Linked DNA regions of Homo sapiens: all the other regions are linked to region 5. Evidence: chromatin contacts called from ENCODE Hi-C or POLR2A ChIA-PET data. All regions are on one chromosome and are shown on one strand. Each heading gives the region's core, a stretch centred on a gene start or an enhancer-like site at or near the end of the contact. The rest is flanking DNA. Distances are from core to core; before and after follow the strand shown. Region 1 has its middle 15 kb from the start of MTX1. Region 2 holds the start of MUC1 (mucin 1, cell surface associated). Region 3 holds the start of CLK2 (CDC like kinase 2). Region 4 holds the start of RPS27 (ribosomal protein S27). Region 5 holds the start of ADAR (adenosine deaminase RNA specific). Region 6 holds the start of FDPS (farnesyl diphosphate synthase). Region 7 holds the start of KRTCAP2 (keratinocyte associated protein 2).

Region 1 (4,160 bases), core at 1,621-4,120, 620 kb after region 5:
GAGCACAGTGGCTTGATCTTGGCTCACTGCAAACCCCGCCTCCTGGGTTCAAGCGATTCTCCTGCCTCAGCCTCCCGAGTACCTGGGATTACAGACGCACACCACCATGCCTGGCTGATTTTTGTATTTTTAGTCAAGACGGGGTTTTACCATGTTGGCCAGGCTTGTCCCAAACTCCTGACCTCAGGTGATTCACCCGCCTCGGCCTCCCAAAGTCCTGAGATTACAGGCATGAGCCACCATGCCCGGCCCTGATTGGGCTTTTTCTACAAAAAATTCTTGTGAAACTTTTCTGCAATATTTTATAATAAAGTCCTACTGATTTATATTTGATTTTATATTTGTAAGTCAGGTGAAATGAGTGAATTCTTCCTTGTGTATGAATGTACTACATGTTGCAGAATGTCTACCTTTCCTGGGCTCCATCCACTAAATTCTCAAAGTGCCTCCTAATCATTGTCTCTATTAAAGATGCCCCACAAATTTCCAAAATGCCCCTAGGGTGTGCCTGAGAGCCACTACCCTAGGTGCCTCTCTTCAAACACCTAGGCCTCACTGCAGTGGCCAATAGGGGCATACTAGGTGGCCACAATCACGTTCCTCTGTCCCCTTTGTATAGCACTTGAAAAAGAGTTTGCTAAGGCCTGGTACGGTGGCTCATGCCTGTAACCCCATCATTTTAAGAAGCTGAGACAAGAGGATCCCTTGAGGCCAGGAGTTCAAGACCAGCCTGGGCAACATAGAGAGACTCCGTCTTTACAAATATATATATATATTTATTTATTTATTTTTATTTTTTTTGGTAGAAAAGGGGTCTCCAGTGGCCGGGCGCAGTGGCTCATGCCTGTAATCCCAGCACTTTGGGAAGCTGAGGCGGGCAGATCACGAGGTCAGGAGATGGAGACCATCCTGGATAACACAGTGAAACCCTGTCTCTACTAAACCCCATCTCTATTAAAAATACAAAAAATTAGCCGGGCATGGTGGTGGGCACCTGTAATCCTAGCTACTCGGGAATCTGAGGCAGGAGAATCGTTTGAACCCGAGGTGGATGTTGCAGTGAGCCGAGACGCGCCACTGCACTCCAGCCTGAGTGACAGAGCAAGACTCTGACTCAGAAAAACAAGCAAACAAAAAAAGACAGCTATATACCTAGGGAAGACATAAATATAAGTGAAAAGCAGAAGTACAAAAATAGTTCGGCTGACCCAGCAGCAATTTTGATCCCATCCCAGCAAGACCTGTCTTGGAGTGTAGGTCTGGCTCAGATAGCAAACTCCAGCCCTTTCACACTGACAGGTATCATATCACAGGCTCCTAGGTCTTTAGGTCCCATGGAGAGTGCCACTCCCAGTTCCACTGTTAGTTACTTCTATGGTCTGTGTTCAAGTCAAATAAAGACATTTGTTCATTCCATGCACAGCACAGAGTAGGTGCTCAAAAAAGTACTTTTTATACAGATGAATGAACAACTACTACCAGTTAACCTAGAACCTGTCCTTTCAGCTCTAGTTTTTAATTGTAATTTTATTTTATTTTAGAGACAGGGTCTTGGCACAATCACAATTCACTGCAGCTTTGACCTCTCAGGCTCAATTGGATCCTCCCACCTCAGCCTCCATAGTAGCTGGGACTACAGGTACATGCCACCATGCCCAACTAATTTTTGAAATTTATTTTTAGAGATGGGGTCTTCCTATGTTGCCCAGGCTGGTCTCGAATTCCTGAGGTCAAGCAATCCACCTGCCTCAGCCTCCCAAGGTGCTGGGATTATAGGCGTGAGCCATCACTCACCTCTAGTTTCTGGCCTGAGGGTATATTACTCTCCCTGATTACTGACACCAAAAATGATTTCACTCTTGGGTGGGACCTCTGCTGCCCCTTACCCACTAGGGTGTGGGTTTTTTTGGTTTGTTTTTGTCTTTTTTAAGACAGGGCCTCACACTGTCATCCAGGCTGGAATGCAATGGTGTGATCCTGGCTCACTGCAGCCTCGACCACCTGGGCTCAAGGGATCCTCCCACCTTAGCCTCCTGAGTAGCTGGGACCAGAAGTGCACACCACCACACCAAGCTAATTTTTTAACTTTTTATAGAAACAGGTTGCCTAGACTGGTATCGAACTCCTGAGCTCAAGCAATCCTCTTGCCTTGGTTTCCCAAAGTGCTGGAATTACAGGCGTGAGCCACTGAGTCTGACCTTAGGGTGTGGTTTTACCATTGGATTCATGTGATTTACCAATGCTTCAACAGTAACCACAACATTCAATGTACAGCCCAGTGCAGATGGAAGGTCCTTGTACCTCATATGATCTCTTCCAATTTTTCGCAAGATAATAGTCAGTCTTTCATGAGTGCTTATTACATGCACTAGCCTGACAACTCTACATTACAGATAAGAAAATTAAGACTTAGAGGCCAGACGCGATGGCTCACACCTGTAATCCCAACACTTTGGGAGGCCGAAGCGGGCGGATCACAAGGTTAGGAGATCGAGACCATCCTGGCTAACACGGTGAAACCCCGTCTCTACTAAAAATACAAAAATTTAGCCAGGCGTGGCGGTGTGCGACTGTAGTCCCCGCTACTCGGGTGGCTGAGGCAGGAGGATGGCGTGAACCCGGGAGGCGGAGCTTGCAGTGAGCCAAGATCGTGCCACTGCACTCCAGCCTGGGTGACAGAGCGAGACTCCATCTCAAAAAAAAAAAAAAAGAAAAGAAAACTAAGACTTAGAGAAGTTAAATATGTGGCAGAGTGAAGCCTAAGCTCATATCTGTCCTAATCTAAATTCCAAGCAGTTCTGAGTCATCAGGTCACACAGACTGCTTCTCACATGCTTCAGGAATGCCTTTTCAGTCTTCCTTAAAGGTTGCAAACAGTTGCAAAGCAAATTTCATGGTTCCTGTTTCTTCAAAATCTCAAAGCTCTTCATTCAGCCAGGCATGGTCGCTGGAGCGTGTATATTCAACCACTTGAGAAGATGAGGATCTTTTGAGCCCAGGAGTTTGAGACGAACCTGGGCAACATAGGGAAAGCCCTGTCACCTAAAAAAATAAATAATACAACCAGCTCTTCATTTAGAGGCAAGCACAAAATAGGTGCTCAATGTTTGTTGAATGAGTGAGTTGTTACCAACCATACCCCATTATTCAAGGTCCTGCTTGTCAGTGTTTCAGGAAGTGTTCTTGGCAAAGGAGTGGTGAACTTCAGGAAGAATGATGCTGACTCCGAACACAATTATTTATTTATTTATTTATTTATTTATTTATTTATTTATTTACTTATTGAGACAGAGTCTCGCTCTGTAGCCCAGGCTGGAGTGCAATGACGTGATCTCCGCTCACTGCAACCTCTGCCTCCCAGGTTCAAGCAATTCTCCTCCTTCAGCCTCCCAAGTAGCTGGGATTACAGGCGCCCGCCACTACGATCGGAGAATGTTTTGTATTTTTAGTAGAGACAGGGTTTCGCCATGTTGGACAGGCTGGTCTCAAACACCTGACCTCATGTGATCCACCCACCTCGGCCTCCCAAACTGCTGAGATTACAGGCTTGAGCCAGTGTGCCCAGCCTGAACACAATTATTAAAGTCAAAGTGAGACCTAACAGTGGAACTTTGGTTGCGGCTACAGGAAATATGGATTCAAATACTGAACACCAGCTGGGCACAGTGGCTCACGCCTACAATCCTAGCACTTTGGGAGGCTAAGGTAGGAGGACAGCAGAGCCCAAGAGTTCGAGACAAACCTGGCCAACATGGTAAAACGAAAAAATTAACCAGGCATGGTGATGCACACCTGTAGTCTCAGCTGAGGTGGGAGGATCGCCTGAATTGAGGTAGTGGAGGCTGCAGTGAGCTGTGTTCCTGCCACAGCACTCCAGCCTGAGCAACAGAGCAAGACCTTGTCTCTAAATAAATAAACACAACAAAAATAAAACAAATACTGAGCCAGGTGTGGTGGCTCCTGCCTGTAATCTCAGCACTTTAGGAGGCTGAGATGGGCAGATCACTTGAAGTCAGGAGTTCGAGACCAGCCTGGACAACATGATGAAATCTCTACTAAAAATACAAAAATTAGCTGGGACTGATGGCGCTAATCCCTGCTACTCAGGAGGCTGAGGCAGAATTGCTTGAACCTGGAAGGCGGAGGCTGCAGTGAGCCAA
Region 2 (3,913 bases), core at 1-2,500, 580 kb after region 5:
GGGACCGACCTGGTGTCCGGGGCCGAGGTGACACCGTGGGCTGCGGGCGCGGTGGAGCCCGGGGCGGACCTGGTGTCCGGGGCCGAGGTGACACCGTGGGCTGGGGGGGCGGTGGAGCCCGGGGCGGGCCTGGTGTCCGGGGCCGAGGTGACACCGTGGGCTGGGGGGGCGGTGGAGCCCGGGGCCGGCCTGGTGTCCGGGGCCGAGGTGACACCGTGGGCTTGGGGGGCGGTGGAGCCCGGGGCCGGCCTGGTGTCCGGGGCCGAGGTGACACCGTGGGCTGGGGGGGCGGTGGAGCCCGGGGCTGGCTTGTTGTCCGGGGCTGAGGTGACATCGTGGGCTGGCGGGGTGGTGGAGCCCAGGGCTGGCCTGGTGACTGGGACCGAGGTGACATCCTGTCCCCAGGTGGCAGCTGAACCTGAAGCTGGTTCCGTGGCCGGGGCCAGAGTGACATCCTGTCCCTGAGTGGTGGAGGAGCCTGAACCGGGGCTGTGGCTGGAGAGTACGCTGCTGGTCATACTCACAGCATTCTTCTCAGTAGAGCTGGGCACTGAACTTCTCTGGGTAGCCGAAGTCTCCTTTTCTCCACCTGGGGTAGAGCTTGCATGACCAGAACCCGTAACAACTGTTGCGGGTTTAGGGGCTGTGGTAGCTGTAAGAAGTTAAAGTCATAGGGTTGGGTCTTTATGAAGGAAAAATAAGAGCAAGAAGAAAATATAAGCTCTGGCCACCAGAGAAATAATACCAGGAGGACTGGGGAGTGGGCAGCCTCAGTAACCCCTGGGTTGGCCGCCTCCTTCCCTGCAGCAGCCTCCTTCTCTCTGCCCATAGGCCTTGGCTCATGGCCCCTGCATTTCTTCCCCTCTTAAGCCTTCCCTCTCCCTACTCTCTTCCCCCTAGACTTCTCTACAGGACATTTGCTTGCCCCTGGTACCCACTCTCAGGGTTGGGGGCAACTCTTCTCAGCCTGTCCTTAGCCTCTCCCTCCTTCTGGCACAGACAGGGCAGCCTCTGTCTGCAATTCTTACCTTAACTTCATGGTGCCATCTGCCAGGGAGCAAAACCCACAGAAAGACCACGAAGACCACCTAAGCAGGGCAGCCCACTCCCCACCTCGTGCCCCTCACCTGTAAGCACTGTGAGGAGCAGCAGCAGGAAGAAAGGAGACTGGGTGCCCGGTGTCATGGTGGTGGTGAAATGGGTGGGGAGGGGGCAGAACAGATTCAGGCAGGCGCTGGCTGCTTGAGAGGTGGAGCGGGCACAGGCGCCTACCGCTTTATACCGGTCCCCCCACTCCCCGCCCGCCCGCCCTAGGCACAGCCGGAGCAGGTGACAGGTGACAAAACCCCGCCCCCTCCCCTACCTCCTACCTCTTCCTCCTCCTCCCCAACCATTCCTGGGTAGGGTACAAGGGCTCTAATCGCTCAACCCCCTGACTACCCGTTTGTTCTCCAGCTGGCCTCCCCCTTTCACCAACCACTCCCTGGCTCCGGGGGAGGGGGGAGGGGCAGTCTGGAACTTGGGGCCCCTGGGCTCTAGTTTTAGCCTCAGGGCAACAACTAACGTGGGGATGGGGAACAAAGCCAGCTAGGTCGAGGTCCTGTACAGCAAGGTCGGGAAGCCCACCCCTAGGTCTCCCACTCCACTTCCCCGCCCTCCCCGGGTCCACTGAAGCAGAGCGGGGCCGAGAAATAAGAGGGCTGGATAATGAGTGGACTAGGTGCTAGTTTTGGGCTCCCTCCCCCCACCACTTCCCGGAATAGCCCCACCCTTCTAACCGCTCCCTGTCCCGTTCCACACGCAGTTCTACCCTGAAACCCACAGTCCCCGCCCCAGCCGGACTTTCCAGCAGCCTGGGTTCCCTCCTTGGAGAAAGCCAAGGAGGGAGTGGGGGAAGAAATTTCCACTTAAGGGAGTAAACCTGGGCTCCGATGAACCCTAGGGTCCTTCCTTGCCACTCTCCACCACTGGCCAGGAGCTCCTCCCGCCCTCTAGTGGTCACCGGGAGCCTTGCGGGGCTGGGCCGCGCAAGCTGAGGGGCCGCTCGGACCGGGCGGAGAGGAGTAAGGGCAGCGCTGCCTAAGTGAGGCAGCGAGAGCCCGCGAGAGGGAAGCAGGGCCCGGGAGAGAAGGGTCACTGCCGTGGCCAGGGAGGGAGGAACGCACAGCATGGTGGACGGCTGGGAGCTTTAGGAGGGGGCACTCCGGGACGCGTGGTGGTGGCGTCTGGAGGAAATGGAGCTAAGCGGGTGGGGTCCTGAGGTATGTGGAAGGGGCACCGAGGTATGTGGGAGAGGACGTTGGAACGTGGGCGGGGGAGTTGGACACGTTCTGTGTGGGCCGTTATGTACTTAAGAGGCAGATCGGGCGTGGCACGGTGGCTCACGCCCGTAATCCCAACACTTTGGAAGGCCGAGGCGAGTGGATCACAAGGTCAGGGGTTCAAGACCAGCCTGGCCAAGATGGTGAAACCTCGTCTCTACTAAAAACTACAAAAATTAGCCGAGCGTGGTGGCGGGCGCTGTAACCCCAGCTACTCAGGAGGCTGAGGCAGGAGAATCGCTTGAACCCGGGAGGCGGAGGTTGCAGTGAGCCGAGATCGCGCCATTGCACTCCAGCCTGGGCGACAGAGCAAGACTCCGTCTCAAAACAAAAAAGGGGGGGGCAGAGAGTAGGTGGGGTGACAGAATGGGATTTACGGACACAGAACTATCCTTTGGGGAGCAGAGTGGTATTGGGGACAGGTAGGCACGTAGCGGGGGGCAAAAGCACACGTGAGGTGCGTAATGCGCGACAGCCAAGAGGTGTGTGCGGCAGCAGTGCACGAGGGGAGGAAGCTATCCCAGGCCGCGGCAGCACGTGGAACTTGGGTCCCGCAGTCGCAGGCTGCGCTCTAGGCCGACGGAAGCAGTTCCGCCTGTATTCAGAAAACAGTTCTCAGCCCCAAAGACACAGGTTGGAAAGAACACTTTAAAAACACTTCGGCGAGGCACGGGATTGGAGCGCATCAGATCAGCAGGCGAGAGACCACAGCTCTCGCCCGCGCGCCGCGCGGCGCCCGAGGCGCAGCTTTGTGTGCGGCGAGACCCTGGGGCAGGCGCTGGGCGGGGTGGGGACATCTGACGTCAGCGCGCCCGGGAGCGCGGGCCGGGGAGGCGGGGAGCCCCCCAACTCGCAGGCCGGAGAAAACACGAGTAGCTAGGTGGGCGGCCCCAAACCTCAACTCCCGGCATTGCCAAGCAACAGCCATTCAGTTCGGTTGCTGGGACACGCGTCACCATGGCGACGGCTCCGCGCCGCGCAGTCTGAGTACTTAAAGAGCAAGCGCGCGCAACGCCCGGGCGTCGGAAAGCGGCCTTCTGGGACTCCGCAAACTCCCGTTCTCCCTCCCCCCTCCCCCTTGCCATTCCCTTTGCCTTCCGGGCGCCAAGTCTCTCTGGCCTCCAAGGTGAACCCAACTCCCCAGCGCGCCCCGGGTTCCCGGGTCGGGCCGGCTTCAGGCGGTGGGGAGCGGGATCCCGGGCCCCGGGCGGGCGGGAGGGACGGGACGCGGTGCAGTGTTGTTTTTTCCCCCGCCAATATTGCACTCGTCCCGGCCTCCGGCCCCCCCGGCCCCCCGGCCTCCCCGCTACCCCTAGCGGGGCAGCCCCCGCCCTCCTGGCTCTCCATCCCGGCGGATCTTTGATAGACTGGAGTGTCGCCGCTGCCACCGTGAGTAAGTGGGTCTGGGAGGACTTCGGGCATCCTCCCTCAGGCACCCTATCCTTCACTTAACTCCATCCAGCACCTCCCCCACCCGCATCCCCAAATCAGCCAAACTTCCCCTAGATCCCTAACTTCCACCCTCCCAGGCTTTCTCTTCTACTCGCCGATTCCTTCCACTTCCCCACCCTATCCCGGAAAATCCCTAAAAT
Region 3 (4,031 bases), core at 96-2,595, 670 kb after region 5:
GGCATGCGCCGCCACGCCCAGCTAATTTTGTATTTTTAGTAGAGACAGGGTTTCTCCATGTTGGTCAGGCTGGTCTCGAACTCCCAACCTCAGGTGATCCGCCCGCCTTGGCCTCCCAAAGTGCTGGGATTACAGATGTGAGCCACCGCGCCTGGCCAGTAAGTGGTTTTTAATTAATATCAGCCCTACTTAGCTGACAGCTGGCCACCTTCCAGTTAATGGAATTGGAATGGGATGGTTCACAAATCCTTTTTTTCCTTCAAGGAAAAAAGAGAAAAATCACTGTCACAATCCAGGAAGATGAGAATAGGAAGGCACAATAAAATGAAACAGGCCCAGGGACATAAGTCTTGGTGGGGGTGTATGAGAATCGCGTATGCAAAAGGTTTAATGATTCCGATGTCTGACCACCATTCTGTATCACTTCTTCCCAACCTCCCCAAATTGAGGAGGGTGGTATTTGATGCATTCTTGGTGTAACTGGGGCCGGTAGCATACCAAGCTGCAAGCACAAGATTTTCCCAGCATAGTTATCCTAATCAGCATAGCCACATAAATGCCATCTCACCACATACTACCATCAAACGGCCTCACAGCACTGTCCCCTCAAAACATCACTAGCCTACCTTTCTCAAGTTTGAAATCTTTTGCTTTTTCCTTTCTTACTCAGAAAATCCAGAACTCCTACAGGCAAATTCTTCCTGCATGTTCCAAGTGACACGGTGATGTATTCCTCCCCTCCAGCTTTGATTGGACCCGAGTCCAACTTTGATATTCCACTCCTTCACATCTCTGGAACCACTCCCATCCTTACTCTATCATCCCTTCTAGTCTGGTTCCGCCCAAGCTTCCTACAGGTCTTCTTGGTACATCTAACGCAGGCCGACCTCCTTCCCCCTCATCTCCCTACTCCGTCGCTTCGTAGGTCTCAACTCTCCTCCTCTCCAAATCTCGCCCCCGTCCCTTGCCCCCAACCCAAGCCTAACCCCGCCCGCCCCGCGGTCGCCATCTTTTCGCGCGGCCAGCCAACCCGCGCGCTCACCGTTCTGGCGGCGAGGCCCGTGCGCTTGTCCCACAGGAAGTCCGTGATGGCGGCGACACTGCGGCCGGAGTCCCGGCACCCCCGCGGCGACGAAATGCTGCTCCACCCCCCCAACCCGGGACCCTGGGACCTCCCGCCCCGTTCCCGGGCTCCGCTTCAGTCCCGCCCGCCCCGGCTCCGTCCCCGCCCCTAAGATCTGCTTGGCGCCGCTCGCACCGCCCCCGCCCGGGGCCCGATCCCAGCTCGGTCTCCGGCTCTGGCCTCTCCGCTCCGCCGCCGCCGCCGTGAGCGAGCACGTACGCACGGACCGACGTCCTGCGTCGCTTCCCAGCTACCCCCTGGGCTCCGCCCCCAGGACCGCGCGCGCCACCACGTGCTCACGTAGTTGGCAGGCATCCGCCTGTCAGAGCCTCGGAGGTACTGGGGGCGGAAGTTCATAGGGGCGAGGAGGGTCCACAGGGACAAGCTGGAAGCCTTCCAGGCCCGCTATGCCCCGCCTCCTGTCCTTTCCCACTCCGTCTTCAATCTTTTACCCTTTGCATGGAGACGTGTGGCTTAGTTAGGTTTGGAGTTTAAAAGAAAGGATTGTCATTGTCAATACAGTGTCGCTGCTCTGCAAGCCTGACTGTAGTGAGGCTTGATGGTGAAGTCTCATTCTTCTGCATAGCCTGAAAATAACCATTTCTTAAAACACTTCACCTACCTATCCCCAGGACAAAAGTCTGCCACCTTTTGTCATCAACAAAAGTTATGCACGACTCGGGGTGGGGACACAGCCATGGAGGAAAGGTTTGAGCAATGGAGGGTTGGAGAATCGGGTGCCGAAAAGGGGGACTTACTTGAGAACTGTATCCTAAGGTGGCTTACATAATGTGTGAGAAATACAAGTTTACTAGGGCCGGGCGCGGTGGCTCTCGCCTATAATCCCAACACTTTGGGAAGCCGAGGCGGGCGGATCACGAGGTCAGGAGTTCGAGATTAGCCTGATCAACATGGTGAAATCCCGTCTCTACTAAAAATACAAAAATTAGCCGGGCATGGTGGCGGGCGCCTGTAATCCCAGCTACTCAGGAGGCTGAGGTAGGAGAATCGCTTGAACCCGGGAGGCGGAGGTTGCAGTGAGCCGAGATCGGGCCATTGCACTGCAGCCTGGGTGACAGAGCGAGACTCTGTCTCAAAAAAAAAAAAAAAAAAAAAAAAAAGCGCGCATCACCACGCCCAGCTATTTTTTTTTTTCTTGTAGAGATAGTGCCTCACTTTGTTACCCAGGCTAGTCTTGAACCCCTGAGCTCAAGCAATCCTCCCCCATCGGCCTCCCAAAGTGCTGGGATTACAAGCATCAGCCACGGCGCTTGGCCAGTTTACTAAATCTTAAAAAAGAACAGGAAGGCTGGGCGAGGTGGCTCACGCCTGTAATACCAACACTTTGGGAGGCCAACGTGGGTGGATCACTTAAGCATAGGAGTTTGAGACAGCCTGGGCAACAGGGCAAAACCCAGACTCTTAAAAAAATACAAGGCCGGGCGCGGTGGCTCACGCCTGTAATCCCAGCACTTTGGGAGGCCAAGGCGGGCGGATCACGAGGTCAGGAGATCGAGACCATCCTGGCTAACACGGTGAAACCCCGTCTCTACTAAAAATACAAAAAATTAGCCGGGCGAGGTGGCGGGCGCCTGTAGTCCCAGCTACTCGGGAGGCTGAGGCAGGAGAATGGCGTGAACCCCAGGGGGCGGAGCCTGCAGTGAGCCGAGATTGCGCCACTGCACTCCAGCCTGGGCGACAGCGAGACTCCGTCTCAAAAAAAAAAAAAAAAAAAAAAAAAAAAATACAAAAATTAGGCCAAGCGCGGTGGCTCATGCCTGTAATCCCAACAGTTTTGGAGGCCCAGGAAGGTGGATCACTTGAGCACAGGAGTTCGAGACCAGCCTGGCCAACCTGGTGAAACCCTGTCTCTACTAAAAATACAAAAATTAGCCGGGTGTGATGGCAGGTGCCTGTAATCCCAGCTATTTGGAAGGCTGAGGCACGAGAATCGCTTGAATCCAGAAGGTGGAGGTTGCAGTGAGCCGAGATGGTGCCATTGCACTCCAGCCTGGGCGACAGAGTGAGACTGTGTCTAAAATAAAATAAAATAAAAAATAAAAATTAGCCATTCATGGTGTCTCCCACCTGTAGTCCCAGCTACTCGGGAGGCTGAGGTGGGAGGATCACCTGAGCCTGGGGAGGTTGAGGCTGTAGTGACCCGTGATCGTGCCACTGCACTCCAGCTTGGGCGACAGAGTGAGACTCTATCTCAAAAAAAAAAAAAAAAAAAAAAGAAAAGAAAAGAAAAAAAGAAAATGAGAAAGAGAAAGAGTTAGAGACTTTACAGAAGGAATTGAGAAGTGGTCAGAAAGGTCAATTGAAAGAGAAATAATATAATCTGAGAATAACGATATTAAAGTCAGGGAGCTGAGCAAGGTGGCTCACACCTGTAGTCCCAGCTACTCAGGAAACTGAGGTGGGAAGATTGCTTTGAGGCTGCAGTGGGTCATGATCACACCACTGCACTCCAGCTTGAGCAACAGAGCAAGACCCTGACTCTAGAATGAGTAAATAAATAAAGTCAGGAAATATTAGAGAGGAGCTGGATGAAGGATGGTCAGATGGAGGTTAGATCAGATAACCAGACATAGTTTAGAGAAGTTCCCTGGAATAGAACATGGAGAGCAATCAATGAAGGAGTCGGGGAGAGAGAAGTAAAGATTTCACTTCCACCTCCTGGAACATTTTCCTAGATTATTAATTCATTCAACAAGCATTTACTGAATGTCCACTATGTGTCCAGAATTATGCCAGGTGCAAGGTTCCTGTTTCTCAGAGTTTCACAATCTAACAGGAGAGAAAATCTGTAAATAAATAATGAGACCATGCTCATGCCTGTAATCCTAGCACTTTGGGAAGCCAAGGCAGGAAGATCACTTGAGCTCTGAGTTCAAAACCAGCCTGG
Region 4 (3,815 bases), core at 1,316-3,815, 620 kb before region 5:
GTTGGCCAGATGGTCTCGATCTCTTGACCTTCTGATCCGCCCGCCTCGGCCTCCCAAAGTGCTGGGATTACAGTCGTGAGCCACCACGCCTGGCCCTATTTTTTTTTTTTTTTTGAGACGGAGTCTTGCTCTGTCGACCTAGGCTGGGGTGCAGTGGCGCGATCTCGGTTCACTGCAAGCTCCGCCTCCTGGGTTCACGCCATTCTCCCGCCTCAGCCTCCTGAGTAGCTGGGACTACAGGCGCCCGCCACCACCCGGCTAATTTTTTGTATTTTAGGGAGAGACGGGGTTTCACCGTGTTAGCCAGGATGGTTTTGATCTCCTGACCTCGTGATCTGCCCGCCTTGGCCTCCCAAAGTGCTGGGTTTACAGGCGTAAGCCACCGCGCCCGGCCTATTTTTATTTTTATTTTTTTAATTTTTATTGTTTATTTTGAGGTGGAGTTTCGCTCTTGTTGCGTAGGCTGGGGTGCAATGGTGTGATCTGGGCTAACCGCAGCTTCCGCCTCCCTGGTTCAAGCGATTCTCCTGCCTCAGCCTCGCGAGTAGCTGAAATTACAGACACCCGCACTACCCCCTGCTAATTTTGTATTTTTAGTAGAGACGAGCTTTCTCCATGTTGGTCAGGCTGCTCTCGAACTCCCGACCTCAGGTGATCCACCCACCTCTGCCTCCCAAAGGCCTGGGATTACAGGCGTGAGCCACTGCGCCCAACCTTTGTTTTTACTTTTATTTTATTTTTTGAGACAAAGTTTTGCTCGTCACCCAGGCAGAAGTGCAATGGCTCAATCTCTGGTCACTGCAACCTCCGCCTCTTGGGTTCAAGCGATTCTCCAGCCTCAGCTTCCCGAGTAGCTGGGATTACAGGCGCCTGCCACGACGCCCAGCTAAATTTTTTTTTTTTTTTTTTTTTTTTAGTCGAGACGGGGTTTCACCATGTTGGCCACGCTGGTCTCGAACTCCCGACGTCACGTGATCCGCCCGCCTCAGCCTCCCAAAGTGCTGGGATTACAGGCCTGAGCCACCGCGACCGGCAAAGAAAAAATTATTATTATTATTATTATTATTATTTGAGACGGAGTCTCGCTCTGTCGCCCAGGCTGCAGTGCAGCGGCGCGATCTCCGCTCACTGCAAGCTCCGCCTCCCGGGTTCACGCCATTCTCCTGTCTCAGCCTCCCGAGTAGCTGGGACTACAGGCGCCCGCCACCGCGCCCGGCTAATTTTTTGTATTTTTAGTAGAGGCGGGGTTTCACCGTGCTAGCCAGGATGGTCTCGATCTCCTAACCTCGTGATCCACCCGCCTCGGCCTCCCAAAGTGCTGGGATTACAGGCGTGAGCCACGGCGCCCGGGCAAGAAAAAATTATTCAAGGGAGTCTCTCTCGAGCCTATTCTGGCTGCCTATAAAAAATTAAAGGCCGGACGCGGTGTCTCACGCCTGTATTCTCAGCACTTTGGGAGACCGAGGCAGGTGGATCACGTGAGGTCGGGAGTTCAATACCAGCTTGGCCAACATGGTGAAACCCCGTCTCTACTAAAAATACAAAATTAGCCGGGCATGGTGCCGCATGCCTGTAATCCCAGCTACTCGGGAGGCTGAGGCAGGAGAATCGCTTGAACGCGGGAGGCGGAGGTTGTGGTGAGCCGAGATGGCGCCATCACACTACAGCCTGGGCAACAAGAGCAAAACTGTGTCTAAAAAAAAAATAAAAATAAAAATAAAAAAAAAGAAGGCATCTTTCACTTATCCCCATCACCTTCCGTGTCCATGCTTGTCCCTTCTCAAGCTAAACTATTCAATCTCTTTTTGTCCATTCTCTCACCTCTCATTATCTCCTTGAGTCTTCCCTATTTCTTTTCACTGACCAAACCATGTCTCCCCTGTTTATTTATTTATTTAAGACAGAGTCTTGTTCTGTCACCCAGGCTGGAGTGGATCTCGGCTCACTGTACTTCCGCCTCCCAGGTTCATGCGATTCTCCTGCCTCAGCCTCCAGAGTAGCTGGGATTACAGGCACACGCCACCACGCCTGGCTAATTTTCGTATTTTTAGTAGAGACGGGGTTTCACTATGTTGGCCAGGCTGGTCTTGAACTGCTGACCTCAGGTGATCCACCCGCCTTGGCCTCCCTAAGTGCTGGGATTACAGGCATGAGCCACTGCGCCCGGCCTAAACTGTTAAATTAAACCAATAGAAAAAGAGTTAAGAATATAGGTATTTAAAAAATAGGACGGAAGTCCTGGATATGGCTCCTTCTCCCTGGTGTTTTCCTCAACCTTTCCTATTTATTAGGCTCCAACTGTCAAGGTATGGCACAAAATTTTAAAAGTGTCCATTTATCCCTGGATAGTGATCAAACGCTGACCTCAAATTAGCAAGGTAACCCTCTCAACATGGTGACGCATATGTGTCACAACTAACAGTTAAAGACCTTCCGAAAATGGCAGCTCCCTTGTCTCCCCACTGCGGCGGATCAAAGTAAGACGTTCCAAACATGGTGGCACAAGATCCTTGCGTCATTTCCTGTAGTGTGCTCTATATAAGGGGCAGGATTTCCGCTTTCGCTCCTTTCCGGCGGTGACGACCTACGCACACGAGAACATGCCTGTGAGTGCTTTGGTCCAGGTTTCGGCGGAGATCTCGCTGTTCTGTCCGAACTCTCCCCTCACGCTGATTTCGGATCGTAGAGGGTCCTCATTTACCCTCTGCACTTCTTAGGACATTAACTCCAGGGACCGCAGCGGCCCACGGGCCACCCGCATAGACGGGAGCGGAGAGGAGATAAGATGGCGGCCCAGCTGCGCAGACACCAGGGGCGGCGAGGGGCGAGCTCTCCCCGGTGTGTGACAGTGGGGGCTATTTTCGACCATCCCATTTTCGCTGTTGGTTTCTAAATCTCTGCATTTCTGTCCCTCTTAGCTCGCAAAGGATCTCCTTCATCCCTCTCCAGAAGAGGAGAAGAGGAAACACAAGAAGAAACGCCTGGTGCAGAGCCCCAATTCCTACTTCATGGATGTGAAATGCCCAGGTGAGGAGACGGCTTGCTGTAGTGGGGAAAGCACTGGACCTCAACAGTTGGAAAATGTTGTAGTGTTAGCTGTCTCGTATCCTTGAAGCTGTGCAGCAGCTTCAGTTTCTTCGCCTGTGGAAAATATTTTCCCTGATACTCTTAAAATTTGAATGTATGAGACTGGCAAAGTTTTGCATCTTAGGAGGAGTGATTCATTTCACCGTGATCTCTCATCACATTTCACATACAACCCCTACGTTTTTTTGTGTTGGGAAACAATGTAATGGATGATGAGTTGGGCATAAGTGCAGGAAAGACGGGTGTAATAGAGGAAAAAAATGTTATCTGCTTTTCTTTCAGGATGCTATAAAATCACCACGGTCTTTAGCCATGCACAAACGGTAGTTTTGTGTGTTGGCTGCTCCACTGTCCTCTGCCAGCCTACAGGAGGAAAAGCAAGGCTTACAGAAGGTAAATGGTTTACTAATGTGATTTGGGGCTTTGAGTTTGATTTTTAGAAATGGAAACATTTCTTAGGATTTTTCGGTCTTAACAGTGACAGGGATCATCTATAATGTAAATTTTTAGACAAGAAGTGTTGGATTTGGTTGTTTTAACTAGATACTACCAAAAGCTATGTATTAATCTCAAAGCACTACTGTCTAAAGCGGGGATAAATGGGTGATAAAAGGGCTTAAGTTGATAGGAAGTAACCAGTGATACAAATGCGCAGGTAGCTAAGAGTTGAGAAAAAAGATGTAGCTTTCTGTGGGTGGATCATCATGCATCTGCTTTTTTGGGAGAGG
Region 5 (3,914 bases), core at 643-3,142:
AGTGCTGGGATTACAGGCATGAGCTACCACGCCCGGCCAGTTATTTTATTTTTTTAAAATGTGTCATATCTATTTGTATTCACCTGGGGATAATTTAGGAATCATATAATGTTCAATAAAACAACAAAAAGTTGTAGAATAGTATGTACATTATAATTTTTTTCCCTAAACAAAAAGAGAAAATCCATGAATGTGTATGTGTGCGCACAATGGAATGAACACAGAGAAAAGAAAGGAGATGTAAGTTTGCTAAGGATATCTTAGGGCAGTAGGGTTAGAGGGAGAGGAGGAGATTATTAATCTTTCTTTTTGCCCCCCTTAAATCCCCTAAACACCAAGCCACCGTTGAGTACAGCCATTTGGAAAGCTACGGAATAGGAGAGCAAGAAAGTGAGCAAGCAACCCACAGTGATCCTTTCTAAATCTCTCAGCATCACCTCTATGCAAATTACATAACAACTCATTTAACATTCATTGCCTCCCAGATTTCACTTTAATCTGGTCTCACATATTTAGGATCAAGAGATAAGCACTACCCCCTTTGCCTTTACCACACAGGTTCCACAGTGCAATACACTGACACCTGTGCAGAAATGCTTTTCCTTCAAGTTAGGCGTCCTTAATCCTTTCAAAGGAGTGCTTAAAAAAAAAAAAATATATATATATCTTAACAAAATTGAGGTATATAATTTAGATACAGTAAAATTTATCCTTTTAAGTGTATAAATCTATGAATTTCGACAATCGCCACCACAATCAAGATATAGAACATTTCTATTTCCCTAAAAAGCTTTTTCATGCCACTCAACAATCAATTTCTTCCACGATACCCAGTCCCTGGCACCCACGGATCCACTTTCCATCCCTATAACTGTGGTTTTTTTTTTCCAGAATGTCATATAAATGGACTCATACAGTATGCAGCCTTTTGAGTCTGGCTTCTCGTGCTTAGCATAACGCACTTGCGAGTCACCCGTGTTGTTACTTGTAACAGTATTTCCTCTTCACTACTAAGCAGTATCCCATTATGTGGATGTATTTCAGTTTATCTGTTAACCTGCTGAAGGCCATTTGTGTTTTCCCAGTTTTTAGCTATAAAGTGGTTAACAAGCTTTCTCCTACAGCTTAAGTGCCATTTTTAACTCCCAGAAGGCCTTCAGGAGGTGGATAAGGTGAGCTGAGGATAGTGTGCGCTGCTCAAAGTCCGAACGTTGTTCAAGTGGGGCTAAAGCGGGGGTAGGGGGTTCCACAAGGGGCCCTAGCAGAAAGGGAGACGATGTGTCTGCCTTGACATGGGCTCAGGCCTTCCTACTCAGACGGGGGCGCATTTTCCCCCAAGCCCTCTTCACGCACTGCTCCATTCTGCAGAATTAATGAGCAGGATACAAATTCACAAATTCCTAAACCAGCAATGCTGCTTGGCAAGACTACACACACACGCACACACACACACACACACTCTCACAAGACGCACAAATTCCTAAACCAGCAATGCTGCTTGGCAAGACGACACACACCCACACACACACACTCACAAGACGCACAAATTCCTAAACCAGCAATGCTGCTTGGCAAGACGACACACACACACACACTCTAACACTCACAAGACGCACACGCTACGCACTGCAACACAAAGCCTGTGAGGTTGTAAACGAACCCAGACGGCGGCGAAGGTCCAAGGCCGGCCCGGCTTACCTGCCGCGGATTCATTGCGCCCGCGAGGCATTGCCCGGCCCGACCCGCCGGCGGCACGACCCTGGCCCGACCGCTGGGCCGCGCCAGCCCCTCGAGGCCCCCACGCCTCCGCTACTCCGCACTGGAAGTGGCCCCGGGGCGTCGGCACGGGAAACTCCGCGGGTCTGCGCGCCGGGCCCAAGATGGCTCCGGTTCAATTTCGCTTTCGTTTCCTCGGAAAGCCTTCCCCTCCGGAAAGTTTGGCCAAGAGGAGGGGCTTGAGCAAATCTTGCGCCACGCTTGGTTTCAGGCCGGTTACAAGTCGAACCCCTCCGCTGCATGAGAACTACGGAAGGTACTTTTTTTTTTTTTTTTGAGGCGGAGTCTCGCTCTTTTTGCCCAGGCTGGAGTGCAATGGCGCAATCTCGGCTCACTGCAACCTCTGCCCCCCGGGTTCAAGCGATTCTCCTGCCTCAGCCTACGGAGTAGCTGGGATTACAGGCGAGCGCCATCACTCCTGGCTTTTTTTTTTTTTTTTTTTTTGTATTTTTAGTAAGAACAGGGTTTCACCACGTTAGCCAGGGTGGTCTCGAACTCCCGGCTTCAAGAGATCCGCCCACCTCGGCCTCCCAAAGTGTTGGGATTACAGGCGTCAGCCCCCGCGCCCGTCCGGTACTGTTTAGGAAAACCGCCGTTTCAGTACTGAGCTCCTAATTCCCCGCACAGGCCGTAGGCAGGAATACACGAATAGAGCAAAAGGAAAACAAAGGCACACAAAACCTCAGGCCAGAAACAGCATGACGCCCGGTCCTCCCTCTCTCCGCGCCAGCGCGGTGGTGGCCGCGTCTCCAATGTGGAGGGGGGGGGGAGGGGATGGGCGGGAGCGCAGATCTCGTCAAACGACCAAGGTCCCCACCGTGGGACCTTGTTAATGCTCCTACTATGTTATAAACTTAAGCAAGCAGATGCCAGCCAGTAAAAAGTACCAAGAGTAGCAACAGCAGCAGTGAACAATTTAGGATCTAGGTCATAAAAACTACCCCACCAGGCAAATGGTTAAGTACTTTACATGTATTATCTCCCTTAATCTTCACAACAGCCCTCCAAGGTAGGCATTATTCCCACTTTGCAGGTGTAGAAACCGAGGCTTGACTAAGGCCACGCTGCTGCCAAATCCAGGTCTGAAGGCTTTAGTAAAGCTCAGTCTTCAGCGCTTCTCTACACTCATTCAAATTACACCATTACTTTCAAAAAGATAACTTTTGTTATCTAGAGGGACAAAAGTCAAATTTGCTTCATGGTCAGGCTTCTCTAACTGCTGGATTTTTGTTCAAGGTATCTGGGAAACGATTATTCTAGGGTTCAACACCATCCTCACCTGTGAGAATGTTCTTTCCCTGTGTTTAATCTTAATTTTACCCCCATGCTTATGAAATTACAAGGCAGTCCCTTTATAGCAGTATCTCCAGCTGATGCCCTTTCATGGTGTTAGTCACTCCAAATTAACATTCCCTTGCAGGCTGGGCTCTGTCTTCCTTCTGGGCCTTTGCACATTCTATTCGTTGGCCTAGCATGCACCTCCTCCACGGCTTCCCGTGAATCAACCTTTCAAATTTACAAGGGAGGCCTTCCCCACAGCAGGTAGGGGGAGAGGAGGGGGAGCAGGTGCTGTTTGTGGTTTCCTACTCCATGCTTCTCGAGTTACTGGGCGCCTACCCCTAATAGGGCACTTGCACACTGCGCTAAAAACGCCCCATTCGATCATTTAACAAAACTTTACTAAGCACCTAATTATGTGGCAGATACTGTGTTAAGCACCCAGGATATGACACAAATAAGAGCGCCATCCTTTAGCTAGTCTGCTAGGGAAGATGGATGCCTCAGTAATCACAATTATCATGTACTTCTTGTTCATATATCTGCCTCTAGAATTGTCAAGTCATCTCCTCGGGGGCAGGAAGCATGTTTTGTATCCTTATATTCGCCTTCAGAGGGCTGGTTAGTTGAAAGAATAACAGACCCCTCAGTAGGTATAACAATGGGCAAAAACAATCGAAAGACAACTTCACAGGAGATAAAAAATATCAAACATATGAAAAGGTTCTCAACCCCATCACATCAGAGAAATGCACAGTATAGCTACAGTGAGCTACTGTCCATTCACCAGACAGACAGCATTAGCCATCTGATTAGACCAGGTGGCAGCAAGGATGCAGAGCAGCTCTTAGTCACTACAG
Region 6 (3,864 bases), core at 160-2,659, 700 kb after region 5:
GATAGGAGATTGGCTCAAGATACAGGTCATAAAGACCTTGCTGATAAAACAGATTGCAGTAAAGAAACTGGCCAAAACCTACCAAAACCAAGATGGCAACAAGAGTGACCTCTGGTGGTCTTCAACGCTATACTCCTACCACATGCTGTGTCGACATCAGGGAGTTAACTGTATATGGTCTACAAAGCAGAGGCATGAATAATCCAACCCTTGTTTAGCTTATAATCAATAAATAACTGCCTGGGCCAAGTGGCTCGTACTTGTAATCCCAGCACTTTCAGAGGTCGAGGTGGCTGGATCACTTGAGGTCAGGAGTTCGAGACCAGGCTGGCCAATCTGGAGAAACCCCCTCTCTACTAAAAACACAAAAATTAGCTGGGCATGCTGGCAGGCACCTGTAATCCAGGAGAATCACTTGAACCCGGGAAGCGAGGTTGCAGCCTCCCACGTAGCTGGAATTAAGGCGCGGACCAGCACACCTGGGTAATTTTTGTATTTTTAGTAGAGAAGGGGTTTTGCCATGTTGACCAGGCTGGTCTCAGATTCCTGACCGCAGGTGATCCGCCCAAAGTGCTGGAATTACAAGTGTGAGACTCATCTTTTTTTTTTTTTTTTTTTGAGACGGAGTCTTGCTCTGTCTCCCCAGCTAGAGTGCAGTGGTTCGCTGGATCTCAGCTCACTGCAACCTCTGCCTTACGAGTTCAAGCGATTCTCCCGCCTCAGCCCTCCTGAGTGGCTGGGATTACAGGCGCGCGCCACCACGCCCGACTAATTTTTTTTTTTTGTATTTTTAGTAGAGACGGGGTTTCACCACATTGGTCAGGCTGGTCTCGAACTCCTGACCTCATGATCCACCCGCCTCGGCCTCCCAAAGTGCTGGGATTACAGGCGTGAGCCACCGTGCCCGGCCCAAGACTCATCTTTCTTAAGCCCTTAAAGCACTTTGCACACATTACCTCATGGTATTACCACCCTCATTCAACAGATGAGGAAAGCTAGTTTCAAGCAAGTTCACTGAGGATCAGAGACGTTAAATGATTTGCCTAAAGTTAGAGAACTAATAAGTGAGAAAGCTAGTCCTGCTGCGTTTTACTAACGTGCCAATCAGCTGCCCAGGAAGATAATGAAAACTTGAGTAAGACAGGCAGCCAAAGCCACAGCGGGGACGTTCCCAGCCTGGCTCGCTTCCGGCACTGACGCCTCCAGCCGCGACCTCTAGACTTCAGCCCTTCCATTGGTCGTCCGTCACAGTGCCACAGTGCGCCATGCTCACACGACGGCCAGCAGCCAATCAGCGCGGCTCATCTTCGCCCAGCCAGGACACGCAGGATCGCGTTATCTGTCCCTCCCGCGGGCACATTGGGAGTTGTAGTCTAATTATATATTTCCGCCCTTAGTGTGGGGAGAGCGGGAACTACTCGACCCACAGAGCCGATCGCGGAGCGGATTCTGCTTTTAGGAGTACCCGCCAACAAGCGGGACCGAGCAGGAATCCGTATCTGGGAACAGGTGAGAGAGGATGTGTGCTGGGCCTTGGAGGAAGGGGGCCGAGACCGGGCCTTACTTCTGTAACGATACTGTGAGGCATCGGAAGGCCAGCCTGTTGTGTCCGTTTTGAAGGTCGGTGGGCTAGACTGGCTGGCCTTCTAGGGGTGTGGAGACTTCCCAACTCTGCCCTTGTGCTTTCCTGGAATCCCCAATATGCCCGGACCCCGGTTTACTCCTTTGCTGCGAGCCCTTCTCTCCCGTCCAGAGTTGCTCCGAGCCTATCTGCTCAGTCCTAGCGATTCCTGTGGGGCTTGGGACGCGCGGTTCAAGCACCCCGGACCATATGGATGCAGCACCCATGGGTTCTCGCTCCAATGCTTCTTTCCTCCTTGGGGCGTAACTCAGACCCTGGGCACCCCTCTCCACTGCCCAGGGGAGACCTGGGTTCTAGATTTGGCTCTGCCTCTACTATCTTCCTACCTCCTAGAGCCTCAGTTTGGCTTGTGTAAAATAGGATGACTTAAGGGTCCTTTCAGCCCCTAATCCTGGGGTACTTTACTCTGTACCGCCTCCTTACCCAGCCTTGTGCACGCCATCTTGAAGGCACTGAGTTCTAGCCTGTTTATTGTAAGTGGTGATTAGTTGGGTCTCAGTCACCCAGCCATACTTTTTTGTTCCCTGCGTATCCTTCCTGTAATTGTCCCCAAGCACATTCCACAAGAGGGAGGGGCACTCTGGGCTAAGGCTGGGGTGGGAGTTATCTGGGGAGCTGCCACCATGCCTCTGCCTTTGGTGCTTGCCCCTGCAGGGAGTGCTTAGTGCCCCCTCCCTATGCCACTCCCAGGATGCCCCTGTCCCGCTGGTTGAGATCTGTGGGGGTCTTCCTGCTGCCAGCCCCCTACTGGGCACCCCGGGAGAGGTGGCTGGGTTCCCTACGGCGGCCCTCCCTGGTGCACGGGTACCCAGTCCTGGCCTGGCACAGTGCCCGCTGCTGGTGCCAAGCGTGGACAGAGGAACCTCGGTGAGTGTGGTTGGGGTGAGGGGCCTTGGGGAGGGGAGCAGCTGATCAGGTTTCTGACTTGTTTTTCTTCTACTTAGAGCCCTTTGCTCCTCCCTCAGAATGAACGGAGACCAGAATTCAGATGTTTATGCCCAAGAAAAGCAGGATTTCGTTCAGCACTTCTCCCAGATCGTTAGGGTGCTGACTGAGGATGAGATGGGGCACCCAGAGATAGGAGATGCTATTGCCCGGCTCAAGGAGGTGAGGGATTCATGACTTGGGGGAGTAAGGCTTTGGTTCAGTTGCTCTGTACCTGTGTGGCATTCACCTGTGGCTTATGGGGGACTTTTGACAGATGTGAGAGAAAGCTTTTTTTTTTTTTTTGAGACAGAGCCTTGCTCTGTCACCTGGGCTGGAGTGCGATGGTGTGATCTCGGCTTGCTGCAACCTCCACCTCCTGGGTTCAAGTGATTCTCCTGCCTCAGCCTTCTGAGTAGCTGGGATTACAGGTGCGTGCCACCACATCCAGCAAACTTTTGTATTTTTAATAGAGACGGGGTTTCACTGTGTTGACCAGGCTGGTCTCGAACTCCTGACCTCAGGTGATCCACCCACCTCGGCCTCCCAAAGTGCTGGGATTACAGGTGTGAGCCACCGCGCCTGGCCGAGAAAGCTTTTACCTGAGGGACTCGAGTCTGCTCTGGAGAGGTTGGGGCCTGGGCAAGTATACTTACTCAGTCCATCAACCGGACTTTTGGCTCTGATGGAAGGTGGGTCATCCAAACTGCTTTGCTTTGGGGGTGGAGGCCTTGAACCTGGCAAGTCTTAGATTTTGTGTCCTGAAATCAGAAGCTGTTAGGTTGGCAGAGACCGGGGAAGAAGGCAGTCTGATATTGTCCTATCTCCCTGGGGCCTGAGTGAAGTTATTGTATCATTAGAAACCCCTATTCTAGAACATGAACTATTGCTGTGATACTTGCCAATTTTTTTCCTGTTGATTCTGGAGTATCTATTAAAATTCTTTTTATAAATGCTGTCTATCTCATATATCTCAGGGGAATGAAGGGAAAGGGGGGCTTTGCCTATACTGGAATGGGGATTAAAAGAGTCTTGGCCCGGCATGGTGGCTCACGCCTGTAATCCCAGGACTTTGGGAGGCTGAGGTGGGGGGGATCATGAGGTCAGGAGTTCGAGACCAGCCTGGTCAACATGGTGAAACCCCCGTCTCTACTAAAAATACAAAAATTAGCTGGGCGTGGTGGCGCCCACATGTAGTCCCAGCTACTCAGGAGGCTGAGGCAGGAGAATCACTTGAACCTGGGAGGCGGAGGTTGCAGTGAGCCGTGATTGTGCCACTGCACTCCAGCCTGAGTGAC
Region 7 (4,149 bases), core at 1,342-3,841, 570 kb after region 5:
GACAAACAGGGCCCCACCTGCCCAGGTGGAGAGGGCAGAGAAGGCAAAGTGGGCCAAGAACTTTGCCCCACCACAATGGCATCTTTTCTTTTTTTATTATTTTTTTTTATTTTTGAGGCAGAATCTCACTCTGTCGCCCAGGCTGGAGTGCAGTGGTGCAGTTTCAGCTCACTGCAGCCTTGATCTCCTGGGCTCAAGCGATCATCCCACCTCAGCTTCCCGAGTACCTGGGACTATAGGTGCGTACCACCATGCCCGGCTAATTTTTGTATTTTTTTGGAGAGACAGGGTCTCTCTATGTTGCCCAAGCTGGTCTTGAATTCCTGGGCCCAAGCTATCTGCCAGCCTACACCTCCCAAAGTGCTAGGATTACAGGCGTGTGCCATCCCACCCAGCCAATGGTTTCTTTCAGAAGCAACTGAAAAGCCAGGCACAGTGGCTCACCCCTGTAATCCCAGCACTCTGGGAGGCCAAGACGGGTGGATCACTTAAGGTCAGGAGTTCAAGACCAGCCTAACCAACATGGTGAAATCCTATCTCTACCAAAAATACAAAAATTAGCCAGTTATGGTGGCGCACGCATGTAATCCCAGCTACTCGGGAGGCTGAGGCAGGAGAATCGCTTGAACCTGGGAGGCAGAGGCTCCAGTGAGCTGGGTTCACACCACTGTACTCCAGCATGGGTGACAGAGCGAGACTCCATCTCAAAAAAAAAAAAAAAAAGAAGCAAGTGAAGGTAATACATATGGAAACAAAACCTAACAGAGAGAAGTCCCGGGGCTACTGGATGGAAAGAACTCTGAAGCCTGCAAAAGGGCTATGCGGAGAAAGCAAGTCCTAGAGGGGGGCAAAGAAATGAGGGCAGCCAGGCACAGTGGCTCACACCTGTAATTCCAGCACTCTGGGAGGCTGAAATAGGAGGATCACTTGAGCCCAGGAGTTCGAGACCAGCCTGGGCAATGTGGTGAAACCCCATCTCTACAAAAACTTAAAACAGTAGCTGGGTGTGGTGGCACTCACTGGTAGTCCCAGCTACTGGTAAGACTGAGGAGGGAAGATTGCTTGAGACCAGGTCAAGGCTTCAGTGATCACATCCCTGCACTCCAGCCTAGGCGACAGAGTAAAGCCTTGTCTCAAAAAAAAAAAAAAAAAAAAAAGAGAAAAGATTAAGGGCAACCATGATAGATCTTTGTTTTACCACATGAGGGTTTTACATGAGATTGCATCTGCTGTGAATTTCTGAGCACGTGGCATTCCTTAAGTAATCTGGCCTTGACACTTAATTTGCTTTATAAACTTAATTCTCCATAAATAACTGAATCATCAATTCTTGATTACATGAGCAATTGAACAAGAATTATTCCAAACAGGAAATAATCTAACAGTTATTCTGATTTGGTCAGGATTCCTGCTGCCATAGATATTTGGTGCCTCTAGTATTTAGGCTCTTCACAATTCCCTCAAATAAGTAGAATTCTCTAATATTGAGTTAACTTCACATCAGAACTCCATAGTGAACTTGGTCCTGCTGCTTCTTCTGGTGGGAACAAGGACCGCCTCCCAGCGAATAGATGCAAAACATCAGCCCAAATTTGCCTGTTCCCCTCAAACCTTCCCTGGGAGCTGGCCAGAAGGTACCAAAGTTTCTTGCTTTCAAAGGCCTTCTCTTCCAGCTCCAACTCCAGGAGCTATACAAGGTGCAGAATCGAAAAGCGTCATCTGTCTTCAGACAGCTTCAGTAAATATATTTCTCCTTAACAACCTTTCACCTAAGCATCTGGAAATTCAATATCATGTTTCAGGAGGTTAAAGAGGAGAAAGTTCAAATACTCAAGCTCCAATATTCACTTACTCTCAGGGAAGATCTTTGCTTGGAATCCTTTGCCAAAGACAAGATTCTCCAGATTATTGAAGGCCTGGTTGAGGGAGTTAAGGAGTAGGGTGTGCAACGGGGACAGAGCTGTGTGGGGAAGGGGAAGGGCACATGCCTACGTGGCCCGCCCCCTCCAACTGCAGGGAGGATACAGTGAGCGAGAACACGAAGAGACCCGAACCAAGCAGGCCGCCCTGGATGGTGAGCCACTCGGTGGAGGCCAGCTGACGGCTGTACATCTGCATCCCAGCAAAGAGCAGCAGGGACAGGAGGGAGGAGAGCGCCAGCGAGGTGCCCGTACCCACCACTGGAGGGGATGGGAGAAGGGACGGAGAGTCAGGCTCCGCCCTCCCTCCGGCAAGCTACGGGCAGATCAGCCGGTCCGGAAGCTCGGTGGGCCGACCCCCTCCAAGAACTCCCGGGACTGCAGCCACACGCCCCAACTCCCCACACCGCGCGGCAACCCCTACGTATTCCCCAGCCCCGGACACCCCGAACCCTCCCGTCCGGTGGAAATGCCCGCTCCCGGTGGAACCCAGGACACGTCAGCTCTGTCGGGAGAGGACGAGGAAAGCTTGTCCACCCAAACCCCGACCCCCTCTAGGACTTCCTGGGGACCCCACCGGTCCTGTTACCCATCATGCCCCGCCCGTGAGTCCAACCGGCGCCTCTGGCCAAGAAAGGCGAGCTGAACCGGGTGCGGTTAGCTATGCGCATGCGTCAGCGCTTACCGCGGACTTGCTACTCCTCGCGTTCTCCTCTTTCTTCCTCTCAGTGCCTGGACGCAGCGCCCTCTTGCGACAGGGAGGAAATAATGCGTCGAGGGGGCATCCTCGGCCACCGCCCTGGTCCTCAGGCTTTCCTCGTACCTGGTGCGTCTGCTGCCACTCTGTACAAGGTGCACTTATCTCTTTAAGTCATTGGGCCCATGCCTGTGGCATCTATCCCATCTCTGTCTTCTTTGCCATTTCTTTCATCTCTAGTGCACGTTCCTCAAACCTCCCTGCCCCATGCCTCAACATCTCCCAACCTAAAATTTAGTGCTCCCAACCAGGAACTCATTTTCCTCCGAAACTAATCCCCCGCTTTATATGAGTAAAATTAGGAGCCAATGAAAAATGAGAATGTAAGAAATGGCTCCCCCGTCAAATACCTTTCCATATTCCCCAACCCCCCGACCGGCTTTCGAGAACCACGTGGGGAGAACTATTTCCCACCCCCTACCCCGACGGGCGCTGTTCGAGGCTGGTCCCGGGAGCATGCGCAGTGACACCTCAACCCCCAGCCCTCCTCACACCCCCACTGGGCTCCTGCATTAAGCCCGGGGTTCGCAGCCGCAGCCGGGATCGGGCACCCAGGGGCGGGCGGGCACGGTAGGGCCATGGCAGAGGGTGAGGATATGCAGACCTTCACTTCCATCATGGACGCACTGGTCCGCATCAGTGTGAGTTAAGGTGGGGTCGAGGGAAGGGGAGGGGGCGTATAGGGTTCTGGGGCAAGCTGGGACCTGGAACAGGTGGGGATCCAGGAAGATGCTGGGATGTAGACAGGGGGCTAGCGATGGCAGAAACGGCTGGGAGGGTCGGGATGCAGGTATGAGAGGGTAATCCCGGGAGCAGCCCGGAGGTGAGTGCCGTGAAGGCGTCGGTGTGCTGGAGCGTGAGGAGGAGCTAGGAGCAGCCCAGACGCAGCGGGTGGGCTGGGGTGGCCTCCAGCAGTGCACCGGGGCTGGGGCTTCAGGGGAAAGGCCCTGTTATGAGAAGAGGGACGTGTGAGCTTGGATATTTTCCAAGAAAACTGAGGACAGGTGGGGGATGATGTAGGAGCCGCCCCACAGTGCAGTTCCCAATTTGGACCCCTCCCCAAGACCCCACCCCACGCACCCCCACTCAGGGCTGCTTCCGAGCCTGCGGTTGTCATGGCAACCCGTGCCTGGCTCTCCCAGGGGCGGTGCCAACCGTGTTCCCCCCCACCACTTCCTCCCCCCCTCCTTGTTCCTCCCTCCTTTGTGTCAGCTGCGCCCCTGACCGGGATGGCTGCGAAGAGAGGGACCAAGGTGAGGTGTGGGGGTGGGGCATAGCCTGAGGACCCCCACTCTCGCCACCAAGAGGGGGAGGGGACTTCCGGTGGGGAGGGGGCGAGTAGGCGGGGCTCTTGATTCCCCCGCTAGTTCGGAGAAGGGGGTGCCGCTGACCGGGTTGCGCTGCGGGAGAGGGCGGGAGGGCCTGATGGGGGCGAAGGGGAATGGGTTGGTAAGACCGATGGGGAAGTGAAGG

Evidence for each region. Hi-C counts contacts between places; a loop is a spot of excess contacts on that map. ChIA-PET counts read pairs that join two places held with the same protein, here RNA polymerase II (POLR2A). Pooled maps may share reads with other maps.
Region 1: a loop to region 5 is called in a map of naive thymus-derived CD4-positive, alpha-beta T cell, with 7 times the contacts of the local background. The contact joins the enhancer-like site here to the promoter of ADAR in region 5. A Hi-C loop is called at or near these places in 1 of 168 maps with a recorded cell type or tissue (naive thymus-derived CD4-positive, alpha-beta T cell), 2 of 37 single-sample maps with no recorded cell type and 8 of 50 pooled maps.
Region 2: a map of CD4-positive, alpha-beta T cell shows a loop between it and region 5 (8-fold over the local background). The contact joins the promoter of MUC1 here to the promoter of ADAR in region 5. A Hi-C loop is called at or near these places in 2 of 168 maps with a recorded cell type or tissue (CD4-positive, alpha-beta T cell and mesothelial cell of epicardium) and 6 of 50 pooled maps. POLR2A ChIA-PET finds 5 or more read pairs at or near these places in 1 of 52 experiments (GM10248).
Region 3: a loop to region 5 is called in a map of CD8-positive, alpha-beta T cell, with 2.5 times the contacts of the local background. The contact joins the promoter of CLK2 here to the promoter of ADAR in region 5. A Hi-C loop is called at or near these places in 1 of 168 maps with a recorded cell type or tissue (CD8-positive, alpha-beta T cell) and 5 of 50 pooled maps. POLR2A ChIA-PET finds 5 or more read pairs at or near these places in 1 of 52 experiments (CD8-positive, alpha-beta T cell).
Region 4: a pooled map shows a loop between it and region 5 (16-fold over the local background). The contact joins the promoter of RPS27 here to the promoter of ADAR in region 5. A Hi-C loop is called at or near these places in 1 of 37 single-sample maps with no recorded cell type and 8 of 50 pooled maps. POLR2A ChIA-PET finds 5 or more read pairs at or near these places in 3 of 52 experiments (AG04449, T-cell and activated naive CD8-positive, alpha-beta T cell).
Region 6: a loop to region 5 is called in a pooled map, with 9 times the contacts of the local background. The contact joins the promoter of FDPS here to the promoter of ADAR in region 5. A Hi-C loop is called at or near these places in 4 of 50 pooled maps. POLR2A ChIA-PET finds 5 or more read pairs at or near these places in 2 of 52 experiments (H1 and activated B cell).
Region 7: a pooled map shows a loop between it and region 5 (4-fold over the local background). The contact joins the promoter of KRTCAP2 here to the promoter of ADAR in region 5. A Hi-C loop is called at or near these places in 1 of 168 maps with a recorded cell type or tissue (mesothelial cell of epicardium) and 8 of 50 pooled maps. POLR2A ChIA-PET finds 5 or more read pairs at or near these places in 1 of 52 experiments (endothelial cell of umbilical vein).

Annotation. Positions count from the first base shown.
Region 1 is chr1:155,222,046-155,226,205 of GRCh38, forward strand. It overlaps the pseudogene GBA1LP. Among named protein-coding and RNA genes, the nearest start is that of MTX1, 15 kb to the left of the region's middle. Within about 2 kb of position 2,871, at least 9 of the 41 ENCODE cell types and tissues checked have a DNase peak (open chromatin) inside an H3K27ac peak, as active enhancers do.
Region 2 is chr1:155,191,659-155,195,571 of GRCh38, forward strand. MUC1 (mucin 1, cell surface associated) reads right to left here and starts at 1,251. Exons shown (of 12, transcript NM_001371720.2): 1 at 1,128-1,251; 2 at 1-652. The coding sequence starts at 1,185. It overlaps THBS3-AS1 (THBS3 antisense RNA 1), which reads left to right and starts at 3,339. Exons shown (of 6, transcript NR_183238.1): 1 at 3,339-3,714. It overlaps MIR92B (microRNA 92b), which reads left to right and starts at 3,519; the gene lies at 3,519-3,614. RefSeq lists a silencer at 3,022-3,351.
Region 3 is chr1:155,272,159-155,276,189 of GRCh38, forward strand. It overlaps CLK2 (CDC like kinase 2), which reads right to left and starts at 1,346. Exons shown (of 13, transcript NM_001294338.2): 1 at 1,043-1,346. RefSeq lists an enhancer at 1,939-2,439.
Region 4 is chr1:153,988,197-153,992,011 of GRCh38, forward strand. It overlaps RPS27 (ribosomal protein S27), which reads left to right and starts at 2,566. Exons shown (of 4, transcript NM_001030.6): 1 at 2,566-2,606; 2 at 2,919-3,027; 3 at 3,370-3,480. The coding sequence starts at 2,601. It also overlaps a transcript of RAB13 not described here. RefSeq lists enhancers at 2,291-3,490, 2,447-2,806, 2,504-3,484.
Region 5 is chr1:154,606,294-154,610,207 of GRCh38, forward strand. It overlaps ADAR (adenosine deaminase RNA specific), which reads right to left and starts at 1,893. Exons shown (of 15, transcript NM_001111.5): 1 at 1,699-1,893. The coding sequence starts at 1,713. RefSeq lists a silencer at 1,667-1,776 and enhancers at 1,777-2,166, 2,836-3,829, 3,913-3,914.
Region 6 is chr1:155,307,457-155,311,320 of GRCh38, forward strand. It overlaps FDPS (farnesyl diphosphate synthase), which reads left to right and starts at 1,410. Exons shown (of 11, transcript NM_002004.4): 1 at 1,410-1,509; 2 at 2,333-2,509; 3 at 2,587-2,749. The coding sequence starts at 2,334. It also overlaps a transcript of PKLR not described here. RefSeq lists enhancers at 168-237, 1,140-1,269, 1,600-1,769.
Region 7 is chr1:155,170,713-155,174,861 of GRCh38, forward strand. KRTCAP2 (keratinocyte associated protein 2) reads right to left here and starts at 2,592. Exons shown (of 5, transcript NM_173852.4): 1 at 2,509-2,592; 2 at 2,026-2,180; 3 at 1,853-1,916. The coding sequence starts at 2,512. TRIM46 (tripartite motif containing 46) reads left to right here and starts at 3,137. Exons shown (of 10, transcript NM_025058.5): 1 at 3,137-3,317. The coding sequence starts at 3,255. RefSeq lists enhancers at 1,972-2,251, 2,355-2,863, 2,442-2,541, 2,742-2,791, 2,864-3,372 and silencers at 3,122-3,211, 3,381-3,675.